Linked DNA regions of Homo sapiens: region 2 is linked to region 1. Evidence: read pairs that join two places in POLR2A ChIA-PET (ENCODE). Cell type or tissue: OCI-LY7. All regions are shown on one strand. Each heading gives the region's core, and the rest is flanking DNA. Links, peaks and the distances in the headings are about the cores only.

Region 1 (5,735 bases), core at 527-5,526:
GGAAGTGTCAATTCAAATCGAAGAGGTTTTTGCTCCCCAACCTCTGAAAAAAAATTCAGAGGAAAGAATATTGTAAAAGAACAAAATTCCTGAATGCACGTAGATTTCTGTTTTCTTCACATAAAAAGGAAGCTTCTAAGAAAGACTATTTAACTTGTATACTGATAATAGAATAAATTAGCTTTTAAGAAAAAGGCTGGCTCAGTGGTTCTCAGCTTTGGCTGCACATCAGAATCACTTGGGAGCTGTAAAAATCCAGAGGCTCTGATTAAATTGGCCTGGCATGCAGTTTTAACAGTTCCCTGGGAGATCCAAATGTGCACCAACCGAGCTAGCTAAGGCTAAATTGTACCTATCAAAGGCCAGACAAAGGAAGGCAAAGGAAAACACATAAGTTCAATCCTTGTCCCTATTGTCTTCAAAATACATCCAGACACTCATTACCCACACACAATTTTTGACCATCCCAGGTCTCCTACTGGGCTGCTTCACTGAGACGTGGCTCCAGTCCAGTCCCAACTTTATCTACTGTTAGCCTTCATCCTTGGCTTTCCAAGAGCCCCATTCTAGATTAGGGTTTGCCCAATCAACTAATTCAAGAAATAACTGATAACAATATAGAATTATGGAAGAAATCAACAAAATAAAGAAATTTCCTCCCAAGTTACTCTTCTTGTCTTAACAGCCACATTCCAGCACCTGCAATCAAAGAGCCAGGAACATAGGAATATTTGGCAAAACCAACGAGAAAGCAGCAGCGGGCAAACTGTCCGTAGGCAACTGCCCGAGCCTTCCCGGCATAAGGCTGGCTCTGCCCCATGCCTTTCTTTTAATCTAGCCAGCTGGTCACCCTGTCATAAAAAAATACTATAATAGTCCATGAATTCTTTATAAATTCTTGCCATATATTTCTTAGGACACTGTTCTCTTAAAACCTGATATGAAGGTAATTTTTCCATTCGAATGTCCCACTTCCCCCTGTGAAACTCAAAATCCATACCTATACCTCCTTTCAGCTATCCCAGCCCAGAGTCCCTCTTTATAAATGTAAATATGGGCTCTTCTCTGGTTCTTCCCTCCTTGCCCATTCCATTAATCACTAAGATGGACATTCAGGGTCCTAACATGAAATAAATCAGATCCCCCAGTCCCGTGGAGCCTATAGACAGTACATGGAAATCTCCTGATGGCAACAGATTCTCTCCATTATATACTGAGCAGCACTTTTAAGGCAGCTCACAGTGCAGCCAGGAAGGCAAGACCTTGGTCCTGCAAAGCAGCCTTGGCCTCTAAGATGCCTTGTGCAAGTATCAACTAGCTTCCCCCTGAATATTCTCATGTCTTCCTGCGACTTCCTCCACCAGGTACTGGTCCTGGCTTCCTCAGTCATCTTGGCCCCTGTCCATCTCTTACCTCTTGGCATCATATGCCTTGGCACCTGGTAACCGACTAGAGCTCCTCAGCACTCTCCAGCCCTTGCCTCCAAGACTGATGGTGGCCTGTACCTGTGGACACCTGGACATCCCCCCAGGACTCTGTCCATGCCCTCAATCTGCATTTGACTTTTGCCTGCTGTTCCTGTGAACTGGCCTCTGCATGCCCAGGTTTTGGTCTTGTCATGCCCTAAGCACAGACTGGAATGACTCTTCTTTGCTCTCAGTGGTGTACTCTGTTCCTCTTCTGGGTGTAGCCTGTTCCTGTTTTCCTGGTTGCTTTGAAGGGAGGAGGGACAGGTAAAATGGAAGTACTTTTACCATGAGACAGCTTTGTCTTTTGGATGGCATCTCTTAGACAATTTATCTCCTCCGGCCATATTTTTCTTGAAACACCTTTTTTTTTCCTATGATATTGATAAAAGAGGCATTTTCCTACTTTTAGGGACATCTTCTGCCCTGTCAAACTCAATCTTCCTGATCTAAAGCCACTTTGATATCTAAAGAGCTACTCATCTATCTTTCACTTTGTGGGTTTCATTTTCTGCTTGACTATTAACCAAACAAACCAAAAGTCACTGGGTAACTTAGAAACAAAAAGGACCTTGTAAAGGGAAAAGGCTAGATGGGAGCAGTTGTGGCCACTCACCTGCTTCAGTAAACATCCCTGCTTGATAATGACCCCTCTGAATTCTTCTTTCAGAATCACATCATCATCACTGGAATTCTCTTCACAGAAGAACCCACTGTCTGGCTGTTGGAAAATCAAACAGCAAGCTAACATCACCAGTCTTAGGCACATTGCAACTTGTGCCATCTCCATTCCCCCTCCCCTCCAGCCATGAGGGCAGCCTCCTCCTTTTTCCTCCATTCCTGTGTACATCCCAATCTGAACTTCAAAGGTCCTTGATGAGCGAGTTTCTCCTCCTCCTTTTACTTGCTTCCGGGGCTGTTCCTTTCTTGTCTCCACTCAGGTGTGATCTTGTCAATATCCTTTTATTCTGGAGGGTCTCCCAAGCTGTATCCTAACTTTAGCTCCATCTTCCTAACCAGGCACATGTCTGCCTTCAAAGCCTTCCTTCTCTTGGGATATCATGGTCACATCCTTGAAAGCAGGGCAGGCTAATTTCTCATTGGCAATACTATCACCAGCTCAACATTTGCCACTGAGCCCCCTCTTGGAGAAAAGTGACAGCATGTGTCCAGCCTCTTCCCCTGAGGTTATGAGGGAAGTGGGACTTGCTCAGCAAAAGTAGATGATGAATCAGACCGAGGAAGAGGAGCCACTGTGATGGGTATTTTTAGAATCCTGCATTGAAATGGCTATAAACGACCAGATCAAAGGACTGAAGAAAAAAAAAAAACAGACTGTGGAACTTCCCCTAAAGTGAAATGAAACCCTCTAGGGTGTTCACTTCATGTTTATAAGAAGAATGGTTCTCTTAGGTAACTTCCTAAATTCTGTGCTCTGATCCAAGATAGAAACAAAACTGCCAAAATCCCCCAAGAAATCCACCATTGCTCACATGGCCTAAGAACAGGTTCACATTGTATAATATAGTGTTTCCCAATCGTGGGTAAGCATACTGTGGGAGGTACACAAGATGACTGCAGGAAGTGACATCTGTGGACACATTTTGTATTAAGAGTCATGTGTTTTAACATACATTTGGAATAATGCACTTAATACATCAAACCTGTGATTTATAGACTCCTGTCTGGAAAGGAAGCTGCAGTAGGGCAGGATTTTTGCCTGTCCCTCCAGTACGCTTGTCTACGTGGCTGTATCTTCTTGTCTTAGAGAATGCTTGCCATGGACTAGGGTCTAAGACAGTTTTATAAATGAATTATTGCTTAGAATAAGAATAGATAGTTGGGAGGCAGAGGCAGGTGGATCACTTGAGGTCAGGAGTTCGAGACCAGCCTGGCCAACATGGTGAAACGCTGTCTTTACTAAAAATACGAAAATTAGCTGAGTGTGGTGGCGCATGCCTGTAATCCTAGCTACTCGGGAAGCTGAGACAGGAAAATCGCTTGAACCCGGGAGGCGGAGGTTGCAGTGAGCCGAGATGACACCACTGCACTCCAGCCTGGGTGACAGAGCAAGACTACATCTAAATAAATAAAAAATAATAATAAGTAAATAGGAAACAATAAACTTTAAAATGTCCTTTAAAAATTTTTTTTCAAGTAAACAGTAGTATCCTTTTATAATAACAAATTCACTTGGACAGGGCGAGTGTTGTAGAGAGGGCAGCTGTTGAGTTGGGAAATGCTGGTATAACAGAAGCTCTAAATGGGCCTGGGAGCTTCAGGTATTCCCTTGTTCTTCCTGGCTGACCTCCCTACCCGCTGCCTAACAGCGCTCTATAGATGTCTATGAACTGAAATCAATCTAGAATCTGCTCAGGGCAGCCTCCCTTACAGGAAGAAGAGATGGGGAGCTTTTCTTACAAAGTAGTAGAAGGCATCAGGGTTGTCCAGGAAAGGGTTTTCAGCAGTTCCATCCACTGCACTCTTGGACATGTCTCCAGCAGGCTGCAGATACCCCTCATTGAGCAGCGATGAAGCAATCATGAGGCCTTCCTGGCGATTCCTAACAGACTGGTTGGATACCAGCCAATCAATGACGCAGTTACCTAGATGGGACCAGCACAGGGAAGGTTAACTCTCCTTACCGAAGAACAAGCCCCTGACAATCACCCCTGAACTGACTCCAGCTCACCCACAGGTCTGACTTGTCTCGTCTCCCCTGTTATTTCAAGAAAGAGAAAACAAAATAAGTGGGATAGATACCCACTAGAAACAAACAAACAAACAAAAAACTATGTAAAGGGTTTTTAAGAACATCTACATGCTGCTTAAGAAGAAACACATGACCAGGTATGGTGGCACACCTGTTGTCCCAGCTACTCTGGAAGCTGAGGCAGTAGGATAGTTGAGCCCAGGAGTTCAAGACCAGCCCAGGCAACATAACAAGACTCCATCTCAAAAAATATGTACCCTAAAACTTAAAGTATAATAAAAAATAAATAAATAAAAACAAAAATAAAATAAAAAAATAATAACTTTAAAAATAAAAAAATAAAGTCTTTGTCTTAAAAAAAAGCAACACATGCATCAAAGAAATAGGTTTTACTAACCCACTCACTTATCCCATTGATGAACAAACATTTACTGAGCACCTACTCGATGCTAGGTACTCTACTGGGTGTTGGAGAAATTCCCTCAAGGAGTGTAAAAGGGCATGATGGGTGTAATAAATAAGTCTTGTAACAAGTGCTCTGCTATAAGTCAGTTGCGAGACTACTGGGTCAAATCTGAAGGTGTGAAAGAGGTGAAGGAGGTGAGAGAAGAGGGCTGTGCATCACCATCAGGAAAAGATTCATAGAGGAAGTGACACTGGGCAGAGGCTTAAAATATGAGTAGGCGTTTGCCAAGCATATGAAGCAGGATGCAGAGGAACCAGCACAAGCTGAGGGGGCAGCAGTGTGAACAGATGCACTCAGGCATAAAGCAGCCCCATGGGGCAGGGGAGGAGTTGGTGGAAAGAAGGCAAAAGGAAATAAGAGGAGGAGGGAGGTGAAGGGTGGGTGGGGAGAGCTTTGATGGCACAGTAAGAAATTTGGCTAATGGGAAATCATTTTAAGTTTTTAAATAGGAAATAATGTGATGGATATATGTCCTAAATTAAAATTTGATGACATCACCTGCACTGATTGTCATGACTTTGCAGAGTCTAGCAGGGACCTTGAGAAGTCATTTAAGCAATCTTCTGGTCAAGAGATGATTGCAAAGAGAAGAAAATGAAATTGACCCATACATTGGATTATTAGCAGGTTACAATGAAGCTTTGTATTAAAAACAGCATGTTTGTTCTTACAACAAAAAAAGATAGATATTTGAGGTGATGGATACACTAGTTACCACGATTTGATCACTGCACAATGTATATGTGTATCAGAACATTAATTGTGCCCCATAAATACGTACTATTATGTGTCAATTAAAAAAGATAAAAATAAAAAGCAGTGTGTTCCTTACAAATGTAGCCAACAAGGGAGTCAACATGACAGCCTGCCTGTCCTGTCATCCGGGCAAAAGCAGTAGGGATGCCACCCTCAAAACAGGAGTGACAGCAGTTGGATAGCGAGCCTTCCATGAATTTCATGTATGAAAGGCTTTTGCTCACTTTTCTTTCTCTACAAAGATAAACTAAGTGACACTGCATTTCTTCTTTTTATCTTCATAGCAGCCTGTGAAAGAGGCAGGGTGGTAATTGCAGTCCTCATTTTAAGGATA
Region 2 (5,735 bases), core at 197-5,196, 1.4 Mb before region 1:
TAATTTCTTAGCTGAAAGGGAGTATAGAGTCTCAAAATCCAAAGCTCAGCTCTGTCAGACTTCAGTAAAGTACCTAGTTCTGGTCTTATCAGAAGGGACCAGAGCACCAGGTGAGGAAAGGATTAGGCCCATTTCCTTTGATAGTTAGGGAAATTCTTGGGCATTACTGGATTTTGTAAACTGTGAGTACCTGGGCACAGGGAAATGGCTCACCCTTTATACCACCTCATAAAAGAAACTCAAACAGTTAAAACTCACCCCTCTCTCTTTTGGGAACCTAAGGCTCAAAAAGCCTTTAACCAGCTAAACCAAGCCTTCCTGGCTAACACGGTGAAACCCCGTCTCTACTAAAAATGCAAAAAAAATTAGCTGGGCATGGTGGCAGGCACCTGTAGTCCCAGCTACTCGGGAGGCTGAGGCAAGAGAATGGCGTGAACTCGGAAGGCAGAGCTTGCAGTGAGCTGAGATCATGCCACTGCACTCCAGCCTGGGCGACAGAGTGAGACTCCGTCTCAAAAATAACATAACATAACATAACATAACATAACATAACATAACATAACATAACATAATATAACATAACATAATATAACATAACATACCAGCCCTCAGTCTTTCCATGGGGAAAGCATTCAGTCTCTATGTAACAAAAAGGAAGGAAATGGCCCTGGAAGTTTTAACTAAGGCTTGAGGTCCAGCTCAACAGCCAGTGAGTTACTTAAGCAAGGAACTTAAAACTTGGTGGCCAAAGGATGGTCAGCCTGCCTCCAAGCAGTTACAGTGGAGGCTTTGCTGGTGTCAGAGGCCACTGGGTTAACCATGGGAAATAACTGTTTAACCCCACACAATGTAACAGGACTGTTGTCCTCTAAGGAAAGTCTCTGGCTGACAAACAATTGCCTCCTCAAATACCAAGCTTTGCTGCTAAAGGGATCTGCAGTCCAGCTGAAAACCTGCCCTTGCCTGAGCCCAGCCACTTTCTCCCAGAGAAAACTGGAGAACCTAAACATGATTGTGAACAGGTAAGTGGAGCAAACTGGGTAAAAGAAATAATAAGAATTACTGTTTGCATTCTTTGTAAAGTTTTAATTAATGAAAAAGGATTTTCTTAAAGAGCATTCAGCTTAATTAAAAGTGGATATCCAATCAATGGGTATATTTAAAAGGCCTTTATGTTTTTCTCTTCATAAATCTTCTTAAATAAATCTTCATAAATCTGGAAACTTTTTTTTCTCAGTTGACTGAATTGCTTTTTTTTTTTACTGTGTCTTGCCACTCTTGGTGCACCTAGAATGGCTTCCGGTGGCCTGGGACTCCTTGGGGAAACAGAAAATGCACCACAAATCCCATTTTAGGAAAAATCTGTTTTCCTCGGAGCCCCTGGAATTAAAGGTGAATAAATACCTCTCAAAATCGTCTTTGTCTTCTGGCTATGCTTGCTTATTAGGCCCTGGAAGCTGTATTCCTAGCTCTGTTCTGAAAGAACCTCACTCAGAGGCCAATAATCCAATTGGGACATTGGCAAATGCAAAATCTTATAACTGCTGGATCTTCTTCTGTTTGTGTGGTTATATATGTGTTACTTGTGTAATGCCTATTAAAAAAAGGAGCTCTAATTAATTGGCCTAAGAAAAATAAGCGCTTAAATCAAACATTTTTAAGGGAAAAGTAAAAGCTGTGGTACCTTTCAGTTCATGTGACTTTAATCTTTAAAAATAAAAAGAGTCTTAGGAATTATTGGTAAAATACAAATGTCTTCAAGGTATAAAAATGTGGTCTAAATTATGCAGGTCAAATACTAGTTTGCTAAATGTTTTAAGGTTGTAAACTGCTTTTTTTTTTTTGAGATGGAGTCTTGCTCTGTCGCCAGACTGGAGTGCAGTAGTGCGATCTTGGCCCACTGCAACCTCTGACTCCCTGGTTCAAGTGATTCTCCTGTCTCAGCCTCCTGAGTAGCTGGGATTACAGGCACGCGCCACCACATCCATCTAATTTTTGCATTTTTAGTAGAGACGGGGTTTCACCATGTTGGCCAGGATGGTCTCGATCTCCTGACCTCGTGATCCGCCCGCCTTGGCCTCCCAAAGTGCTGGGATTACAGGCAGGAGCCATTGCGACTGGCCATAAAACTACTTCTTTATTTAGCCTTTAAAAACTATCAACGTGCCTGCTTCACAATTGGTAGCACCTGGGAACATACGGAAGCAACCAAGCCCCTAACTATGCTGAAAGGAGTCAAACATTATCTGCATCCAGCACATAATTAAAACAACCTAACAGGTTTTACATTAAAGTTAAAAATTACTAAAAGTTACCATTATAACATGTGATTGAAACTACTGAACATGGAATTACATGGAAAGTGTGTAAAAACAGTAAAAGATGTTTTTATTTAAAGATTATAAGAGGGCATGGAAATGTATATTTTGCTTAGAAATAAAGAATTGTCTTAAAGTAGAAGGTTTAAGCAAATTGTAAAAAAAAACTGTAAAAATCTTGCAAAAAAAAACACTGCGTGTAAACATATTAACTAAATGCAAAAGGGCATTATATGGTTTTTTTCTGTAAATTAATCACTGAAATAAAAGCACAGCAAGGTTTTCTTAAAATGCTAATCTACTCTTTAGCAAAACTTGTCAAGGGTTATAACAGGTATGTGAAAATCTCACTTCATGGTCAAACTGGTTAAAATTAAATAGGATTGTCTATAATGTTTCATTTAAAATTAAGTTTAACATTAATAGCAAACTAATGCAAGGGTAAAATTTAACTTTCTCTCTTAACACGGGATTTTCATGGAATAGAAAAGGCTAATGAATGGTTTTTGCTTTTTCAAATTTCTGGCTCAACATTTTGGCAAAAACAAAAACTTTTGGTAATCTAAAATTCTATTTCATAATATCAAGTGTTTTAAATTTTAAATATACTTAACAGGCTTCCCAAAGTCAAACTTTAGTCTCAAGTCTGTCTTTCCTAACCCCTGGCTTTTGGGTGCTGCAGAGGACCCCTGAAGCATCTAGAAGAGAGGTAAACAGTATTATTTAACATGTTGAGGTACATAAAATTGCCAAAATGATGTCTAATACTCTTCAGGTTATACTTTAGGGAATAATATTAACATGTGTTCCAAAACTGTATGGGATGTCTATGGTTCTAGTGTCTGAATATGTGCTATTACAATTAAGGTTGTTATGCTGGGTTTTTGAAAAACACAAAAATAACCAAATTTCTTTGTCAATTGTATTTCTGACTGTATCCAAACTGGACATTTTGTCATTTACAGACAATTGTTGTTTTGTTTTAATTCTCTTCAAAAGATGGTTCATAATCAAGCCATGGGACTTTAACAAGTTCTCTCCAATGCAGGTTTGTCATGACCAAAAAATGTATGGGACTCATAAAAGGCTAAAATGTTTATAAATATCAAAACAAAAGTTAATGGAATGAACTGAACTAATAGAAAACTAAAGCAATATTCTTCACTTATTCTTAGAACACGGCTAATCCTTATTTTATTTTTTAGAGTCAAAAAAACTTGTCTTAAGCTAGCTACAGCCTTTGATAACTAAGCAAAGTGTACTACTATAGGCAAAGTTTGGAGCATGTTTATGTCTCTCTGCCTAATTCCTGTAGAATTTGGAAACTAGTTATAAATATTCTTAAATTACAACAATATAGTTGTTTGAATCAGTGCAGCAAGAATCCATTTTCTCTTGCAACAAAACACAATTGGAAAAACTGGTTGTTTTACCAAGGCTTTGACTAGAAGGGTATATTTCCCTTTAAGGAATCAAGCTTAACTTGCTGAGCCAATAAAAGCCCCTGGGGAAAACTGGCCTCATATCTGTCTACACAGTCTCCATACAGGGTTCCTGACCTGCAGTGAGTAAAGAATGTCACTTTCTAACAGGCCTAGGAACCCCATGCTTCTGGAACCTCAAGAAGGAAAAAAATTTATCCAACTCACAGGTATTTAAAAGTACAAACCTATGGCTGGGCTTGGCTTTAAAAAGTCCTATCTAAAATTCCTCATGGAACAAGGTTCCATCAAAGCCAATCTAAGAGGCTTATGTAAGGATGATTATTCTTGCTGTACTTTATGCAAATAATTAGGCCAAGTATAGGACTGAAGTCTGTTTTGCAAACAACTCAGTCCTATCATAGATTATTTTTAACAAAAATGAGGACTAGAGAAAGAGAAATTATGTTTTAAGACTTATCATACATCTGTTATTAACCTGTAGTCCCATCAGTTGTTTTTAAGTTCTTGCCTACATTTTAAACTAACCCTGCTTACTCCTGTCAACCAACCAGGAATCTCTGGCTGCAGCTCAGAGAAAACAGAAAGGCATCGGTAATAGAAAAATCTGGAAACATGTTCTAGTTCTGGGCAATTATCCTACAAATCCTGCCAGGTAAACTAGAACCCCAGGGTTTCTCCCTTTTTTGGGAAAGTAAGACCAAGGAAGCTAAACAAAGCCAAGCCCCATATACCCACTTACAGCAGCACAACCCATCTGAATGGCTCACAGGTATCAAACAAACTCTGTTGTCATGGTTACGGCCTATAGTGCCCCCATTAATAATAGTAATCTTAATACTCATATTTAGAACCTATATTCTAAACCTCCTTGTGAAGTTTATCTCTTCTCGCTTAGAAACCATCAAGCTTCAGATGGTGCTGAAAATGGAGCCGAAAATGAAACTGCCCTCCTACGAGGGACCCTTAAATCAACCCCAGGAGGAGCCCTAGCTGCTGTTCCCCACACAACGCCACTCTCCAGCAGGAAGTAGCCAGAAGAAATCGTCACCCAGTTTCCCCTAGCAGCAGTTATGGATTTCATTCCTGAGGGGGGAAATATGTTATAGGAGGCAGAAAGAAATGATTTAGGTAGACATTTAGGGTAAAGTGAGTCCCCAGCAGAAAACTTTCCTTTTAACAAAAAGCAGCTCAAAAATAGCTCCCTTTCTAACCTCATGCAGTTCAAAAAAAAAGCACTTCTCTTCTAACAACAAGCAGCCTGAAAGTTCAGGCTGTAAAACACAGAGAAGATGGCTTGAGCACAGAAAGGGAGGGGGAAGTCTCCTGGGTAATCACCAAACTTCACATTTACACAGTGGGCCCCAGTAAAACAGTGGGTCTTAATAAGCATATTCCTTCCCTTTAGGCGCAGTAAGATTGAGGAGCTAAAAACAGACTTGGGTGGATGTCTGCAGCTGCAAGAAGATGTGTGGGAACAGACACAGAAACTCTCCCTCCCAGATAAGCAAGACAAAGAAACACAGAATAAGAGTCCATCTATGTGGTCAGAGAATGGGATAAGAGCTGATTTAAAAAAACTCTGCTCTATATAGAAGGCACACCTGGTCCCAACCAAACCACTGGACCCTAGGAGGATAAGACCTCCTCTGCTCATGAGCCCCCTCCTCAGTAGCCCATTTATAAAAACCCTGACAATTTTACTACCACTTGGCAACCCGCTCGGGACCCCTCTCTGTGATGGAGAGCTGTTCTTTTCTTTTGCCTATTAAACTCCTGCTCCAAACTCACTGTGTGTGTGTCTGTCTGCAACCTCAATCTCCTTGGCCATGACACCAAAAACCTTAGTATTTACCCCAGACAACAAGGCTGCTTCACCAGCCTTCTCACATTAAATTCCACACATTGCATGTCGGTGCTGTCACAGCTGTGTCTATCACCACAGCAACAAGCAGACGGACTCAAGGCAAGAATG

The links. Peaks named below come from ENCODE experiments on the same cell type or tissue, not always from the same donor. Only the 100,000 strongest peaks of a DNase experiment are listed, where the experiment ranks them.
Region 2: POLR2A ChIA-PET joins it to region 1 with 6 read pairs; 1 of 35 experiments calls an interaction of 5 or more read pairs at or near these places.

Annotation. Positions count from the first base shown.
Region 1 is chr2:68,384,839-68,390,573 of GRCh38, reverse strand. PLEK (pleckstrin) reads right to left here. Exons shown (of 9, transcript NM_002664.3): 5 at 3,888-4,072; 6 at 2,083-2,187. Among named protein-coding and RNA genes, the nearest start is that of PLEK, 22 kb to the right of the region's middle. RefSeq lists enhancers at 1,379-1,428, 2,679-3,098, 3,119-3,298. In OCI-LY7, for the core only: CTCF peaks have their summits at 2,423, 2,623 and 4,919; DNase peaks (open chromatin) are centred at 2,753 and 4,903; H3K4me3 peaks cover 3,620 bases; H3K27ac peaks cover 4,543 bases.
Region 2 is chr2:69,789,360-69,795,094 of GRCh38, reverse strand. The region is part of intron 3 of ANXA4 (annexin A4); the gene reads right to left. SMANTIS (SMARCA4 interacting SWI/SNF chromatin remodeling complex scaffold lncRNA) reads left to right here. Exons shown (of 3, transcript NR_164155.1): 2 at 4,659-4,830; 3 at 5,169-5,546. Among named protein-coding and RNA genes, the nearest start is that of SMANTIS, 6.8 kb to the left of the region's middle. In OCI-LY7, for the core only: no CTCF peak of the experiment used is centred there; DNase peaks (open chromatin) are centred at 4,754 and 5,094; H3K4me3 peaks cover 1,347 bases; H3K27ac peaks cover 955 bases.